Linked DNA regions of Homo sapiens: region 1 is linked to region 2. The links are chromatin contacts, found by Hi-C in ENCODE. All regions are on one chromosome and are shown on one strand. Each heading gives the region's core, a stretch centred on a gene start or an enhancer-like site at or near the end of the contact. The rest is flanking DNA. Distances are from core to core; before and after follow the strand shown. Region 1 overlaps PRPSAP2 (phosphoribosyl pyrophosphate synthetase associated protein 2). Region 2 holds the start of ALKBH5 (alkB homolog 5, RNA demethylase).

The links. A loop is a pair of places that touch in the nucleus more often than their neighbours do. Pooled maps may share reads with other maps.
Region 1: a map with no recorded cell type shows a loop between it and region 2 (8-fold over the local background). The contact joins the enhancer-like site here to the promoter of ALKBH5 in region 2. A Hi-C loop is called at or near these places in 3 of 37 single-sample maps with no recorded cell type and 6 of 50 pooled maps.

Annotation. Positions count from the first base shown.
Region 1 is chr17:18,920,769-18,923,651 of GRCh38, reverse strand. The region is part of intron 9 of PRPSAP2 (phosphoribosyl pyrophosphate synthetase associated protein 2); the gene reads right to left. Among named protein-coding and RNA genes, the nearest start is that of SLC5A10, 30 kb to the left of the region's middle. RefSeq lists an enhancer at 1,377-1,456. Within about 2 kb of position 1,456, at least 7 of the 41 ENCODE cell types and tissues checked have a DNase peak (open chromatin) inside an H3K27ac peak, as active enhancers do.
Region 2 is chr17:18,182,519-18,185,592 of GRCh38, reverse strand. ALKBH5 (alkB homolog 5, RNA demethylase) reads right to left here and starts at 1,765. Exons shown (of 4, transcript NM_017758.4): 1 at 580-1,765. The coding sequence starts at 1,349. RefSeq lists silencers at 888-1,039, 1,198-1,287, 1,368-1,667 and enhancers at 933-1,770, 1,878-2,117, 2,178-2,377.

The sequences.
Region 1 (2,883 bases), core at 207-2,706, 740 kb before region 2:
GCAAGGGTAATTAGACAAGAAAACGAAATGAAAGGCATCCAGATCAGAAAGGAAAAGTAAAACTATCTCTATTAGCAGATGACATGTTCCTACATATTGAAAATACCCAAGAATCCACAAATCCACCTACCAAAGCTAATAATATATGAATTCAGCCAAGTTGCCAAGTACAAAATCAACACACAAAATCAGCTGCTACACAGCAGCACTGAACAATCAAAAGAGGGAATTGAGAAAGCAATTCCACGCCAGGCGTGGTGGCTCACGCCTGTAATCCCAGCCCTTTGGGAGGCTGAGGCGGGCGGATCACGAGGTCAGGAGATCGGGACCTTCCTGGCTAACATGGTGAAACCCTGTCTCTACTAAAAATACAAAAAAAAAAAAAAAAAAAAAAATTAGCCAAGTGTGCTAGTGGGCGCCTGTAGTCCCAGCTACTTGGGAGGCTGAGGCAGGAGAATGGCGTGAACCTGAGATGTGGAGCTTGCAGTGAGCCGAGATCATGCCACTGCACTCTAGCCTGGGTGACAGAGCGAGACTCTGTCTCAAAAAATAAATAAATAAAAATAAATAAATAGATAAAAATAAAAAAGTAAAAAAAACCCCTACAGAATGGCAGAAAATATTTGCATATCATGTATCTGGTAAGAGTCTAGTATCCAAAATATATAAAGTAGGCTGGGCATGGTGGCTCATGCCTGTAATCCCAGTACTTTGGGAGGCCGAGGTGGACAGATTGCCTGCCTGAGTTCAGGAGTTTGAGACCAGCCTGAGCAACATGGCGAAACCCTGTCTCTATAAAAAAATACAAAAATTAGCAGGGCGTGGTGGTGCATGACAGTAGTCACAGCTACTTAGGGGGCTGAGGTGAGAGGATCACTTGGGCCCGGGAGGTCAAGGCTCCAGTGAGCCACGATTGCACCACTGCACTCCAGCCTGGGTGAGAGAGTGAGGCCCTGTCGCAAAAAAAAAAAAAAAAAAAAAAATTATATATATATATATGCGCCATATGCCAAAATATATAAAGAACTTTTATAATTCAACAAAAAAAGACAAACCTAGTTCAAAAATGGGCAAAGGATTTCAACAGATATTTCTCCAAAGAAGATATACAAATGAAGTCATTAGCCATTAGGGAAATGTTTATCAAAATCACAATGAGATGCCACTTTATGCCCACTGGGCTGGCTACAATAAAAAGTAGAAAATAAGTGTTGATGAGGATGTGGAGAAACTGAAATCTTTGTACATTACTGGTAGGAATATAAAATGGTGCAGCTGCTGTGAAAAAAGAGTCTGGCAGTTCCTCAAAAAGTTAAACATACACCAAGTGACGCAGCAATTCCGATACCAGGTATAGACCATGAGAAATGAATCATCTATCCACACAGAAAACTCATACATGAATATACAGAGCAGCATAGCCAAAAGTGGAAACAACCCAAATTCCTTTCAAATGCTGACAATGAAATATTATCCAGCCACCAAAAGCAATGAAGTACTGACAAGTGCTATCACATGGATGAACCTCAAAAACATGCTCAAAGAAAGAAGCCAGATACAAAAGCCCACATATTATATGATTCCGTTTATATGAAGTGTCCAGATTAGGCAAACATCCACAGAAACAGAAAAGAGGTAAGTGGTTGCCAGGGGCTGGGGGATGGGGGCATGGTGAAACTACTTAATGGGTGCAGGGTGTTCTTCCGGGGTAATGAGAAGTTTTGAAACTAGAAAGAAATGGTAACTGCACAAAACTGTGAATATACTGAAAGCCAGTAAATTTTATACTTTAAAATGGTTAATTCTATGTTATGTGACTTTGACTTCAATTTTCTTTTAAGGCAATGTCACAAAAAGAAAAAGTTAAAATACTGTTCTAGATTGGGACTTTTCAACTGCTGAGATCTTGGGCCAGACACGTTTATGCTGCAAGGGACCACCCTACGTACTGTGAGAAGTTTAGCAGCATGTTTGGCCTCTACTCACTAGATGCCAGTAGCCACCCCCTTGATTCTGACAATCAAAACTATCTCCAGACATTTCCAAATGACCTCTAGGAGACAATATCCACTCCCTAATTGAGAACCACTGCTCTAGATTGAAAGAGATGAAAGACATATGACAACCAGAGGCAATGTGTGACCCCAGGTGAGCATCAGGAGAGGGCAAAAAAGTGTAACAAAACAAAGCAAAGCAAGATAAATTCCAGAACTGAAGTGACTTTTTACATTTTCAACAGTCCTACTCCCAGGACACTTGACCTCAATGCCGGTGAAAAAGTATAATGAATCACCCTCTAGGAAATCAATTTGACAAAAAGCCTTATATTCATACCTTCTGACTCATTAATCTCACTTTTAGAAGCTTGAAATGAAATAAGCCAAAGTATGGGAAAAGTGTTTTATCCACATATATTTCCTGCCACATTATAAGGGCAAAGAACAGAAGAAAACATAAAAACCCCAAATTAGGCTGTGGTTGGGCAGTCTAAGCCACATTCATACGATGGGTTATTAGCCATAAAAATGCTGTTTACAAGAGGCTGAGGTGGACAAATCGCTTGAGCCTGGGAGGTCAAGGTTGCAGTGAGCCGTGATTGTCACTGCACTCCAGCCTGGGTGACAAAGTGAGACCCAGTCTCAAAGAAAAAAAAAAGAAATTGCTGTTTCCTGTCAAAGTTTCTGGTGACCTGAGATGACACGTCGGGCAGCTGGGAGAAGGAGGCAGCAACATGCACAATTATGTATGAAGCATGCATCGCAGCTTTATGAAAATAAGGGTGAAAAACCAAAAAGAGGCTCACCAAATTAAAGTGGTGTGTCTTTGAATAGTGGCATCAAGCACTAATTATTATTTTCTTCTAACTTTTATGGATAATATTTT
Region 2 (3,074 bases), core at 516-3,015:
AAGAGTGTGCTGCTCTGTATGCCTGGCCCAACCACTAATCTGTTCAACTCCAGGGAAGTCACTCCCCCTCCTGGGAATGGAGAATGTGCTTCAATTAAATAATCTCTGGGGCCTTTGCCTGTGACTACTTTCTCTGTTAAGGAATCCAAAAATGGCAGAACAAGAAAGACTTTTAGATAAATTAAAAAAAAAAAAAATTTTAAAGCATAGATTTGTAAATGGAAGGCCAGAATGGAAAACCGGAAAATCACAAAGGGACTTATGCTAAGAAATGGATGGTGGGAAAAAAAAAAATCAAAGGGAACAGCCTTCTGAAAAGATGGCTTTCGATGAATTCTCAGCCAAGTCAGTGATCCCGTCAAACCTGCCTTCGGGGACAGGATTTCCACATCGGTTCCCTATTTTCTTGCTATAGGTATCTTAAACACAAAACCCTTCTCTCGCTCCCTACAATCTACAAACAGAAGAACTGGTCAGAACTGTAAAAAACGCAGACTCCTACGGGCTGCTGCTTTCTGGGCCAGGGTGGGTAGCTAAGGCAGCAGGCGCAGGGCCGCCCCCTCCACCCGGGTGGGTTACCTGAGCACAGTCACGCTTCCCCTGCGCACCGGCAGGGAAAGCACTGGTTCCGACACCCGAATAGGCTTGAACTGGAACTTGCAGCCGAAGCACAGCGCAGAGTCGCTAAAGAAGGACACGGACACGATGGGGCGCTCGAAGATGTGGATGGGGTCCACGTGAGACACGATGCAGCCGCCGGGCTGGTAGTCGTTGATGACGGCGCTGTTGACGAAGCCCTCGGGGATGACGCGGTGCTCCACCAGCTTTTGGATCACCAGCTGGTGCACCCACTCGGGGATCTCGTCCACGTCGCCCGGCGGGTAGAGGCGCTCCTGGCCGGGCCCGCGCTTCTGCAGCTGGGCGCCGTAAGTGTAGCCTTCGCCGAAGAAGTACTTGTTGCGCAGTGGGGCCCGGTCCACCGTGTGCTCGTTGTACAGGCCCTTCTCAGCGCGGGACACCACCTCGTCAATGCGGGCCTCGATCTTGGCGCACTCGTCCTGGCTGAAGAGGCGCATCTGGCGGATGCCGCTCTTCACCTTGCGCGCCTCCTCCTCCTTCTGCAGCTGCTGCTCCTCATAGTCGCTGCGCTCGGGGTCCGAGTCCTCCTGATACTTGCGCTTGGCCCCGGACACAGGGTAAGGTTCGGCGGCAGCGGCGGCTGCGGCTGCGGCGGCTACGGCGGCTGCGGCAGCGGCGGCGGCCTCCCGGCTGCCCGCCTTATAGTTGTCCCGGGACGTCATGGACTTGAGCTTCTCACGCAGGTCCGTGTAGCCGCTGGCGGCCGCCATGGCCCCCACGACGCTGCTCTAGGGTCCTCCGGGGCGGGCGGGGCAGCCGGGCATGGCTCTAAGGGGACGCGCCCCGGGGCCCCCGGAGGGAGGGGGGTCCTTAGCGCCGAACCCCCATGCGTGAGTGGGGGACCCGGCGGGGGGCGTCGAGGGTCCGGGCGTGGGGTAGGGCCTCAGGAGCGGCGGGTCATGCAACGGTGGCGACAACGGGGCTTCTTCCTCCTCCACCTTCTCCACGTCCCGCGGGGCAGGGGCGCCGGCAGCGCCTCATGCCGCGGAGGGCTGCTGCGGAGACGCGGCCCGACTCCCGACCAGACCCTCGGACGCCCGGCCCGGCCCGCACTTTAAAGCTCTCCGCACGACGTCACGGGCAGCCAGCCCGACGTCCGCCAGCGCCGCTCCTTAGCGGGCTCCTCACCGCGCACGCGCAGTGCTGCCGGCCACCGCGGCTCCGCGCGCTACGGGCATGCGCGTGCGTGCAGGCCGGGTCGGCAGAGGCGCCGGCGCAAGCGCAGACAGGAACCGCTTGCCGTCCGCCGCCCCTCCCCCACTCTCTGAGGGGCTTCAAGGGAACGCTCTCAAATAGCAACCTGTCTTCACGCCGCGCCGCCTCCAGGACCGAAGGGCTCCCTCTACAGGGGTGCGCTCATATTGCCAACAGTGTCGCCGTGCCGCGTCACGGCATCGTCCGAACGCCCGCAGACGCCTCAACCCCAGGGCGCATTCACCAGGGAACCGCCACAACGTAGGCCGCTCCGTTACCTCCCCCTTTGGCGCTTCCACTTCTTTAATTGGGCCGTGGGCCACGCGCCGGGCAGGCCCTGACTGGAGTTTCCGGAAGTCGGTTGGTAATCATGCGTGTCAATCAGGCAGTCTCCTTAGCTACTGTGTCCGTCACTTAATTAGCGGCTGGGCGAGCAGCGAGGACCCCTAAAGGAGAAATGGGTGGTTAAATAAGTGCCTGAATGGAGACTCCACCTGAGTAAAGCCCTTAGAACGCCTAAGGAAACTTCTGAAACCCGCGAAAACTTCTCAGACTGCGGGACCTGCAGCACCCGGCCCCAGTTCTGAACCCAGATAGGAACGTCCGGCAGAAGCCAGACGCGCGTTGTCGGGGTACAAGCCAGCCTGCCGCCGCTGCCGCCGCCGCCCGGAGCGGACGTTTCACGAGTCACGTCCCGGTGACGGCGAGCGTGGGGGCGCGCTGGGGTTGGCGTCGAGCCTCCTTGGTGCTGGAGATGGGCGTGGGGGCACCTCCTACGGGGACTCTGGAAGAAAACTCCAGGAAACGAACGGGCGCAAGGCTAAGGCTAAGCTATAGATAATGACTACAGTCAATTCAAAAAAGTTTTGAAGCAGTCAGCAAAGGCGTTGCCGGGCGCGGGGCCTCACGCCTGTAATCCCAGCACTTTGCGAGGCCAAGGCGGGCGGATCACTTGAGCCCAGGAGTTTGAGACCAGCCTGGCCAACATGGCAACCCCATCTCTACAATAAAATTTTTAAAAATGAACTGGGCGTGGTGGCGCGCGCCTATGGTCCTAGCTACTCAGGAGGCTGAGGTGGGAGGATCCCTTGAGCCCAGGGGATTGAGGCTGCAGAGAGCCGAGCTGGCGCCACTGCACTCCGGCCTGGGCGACAGAGCTGCAAAACAAAACAAAAAGGCGTAGCCGTGCAGGATGCACTGGAGGGCTCCAACAAATGGGGGTCGGGGGGGATCTGCTGGAA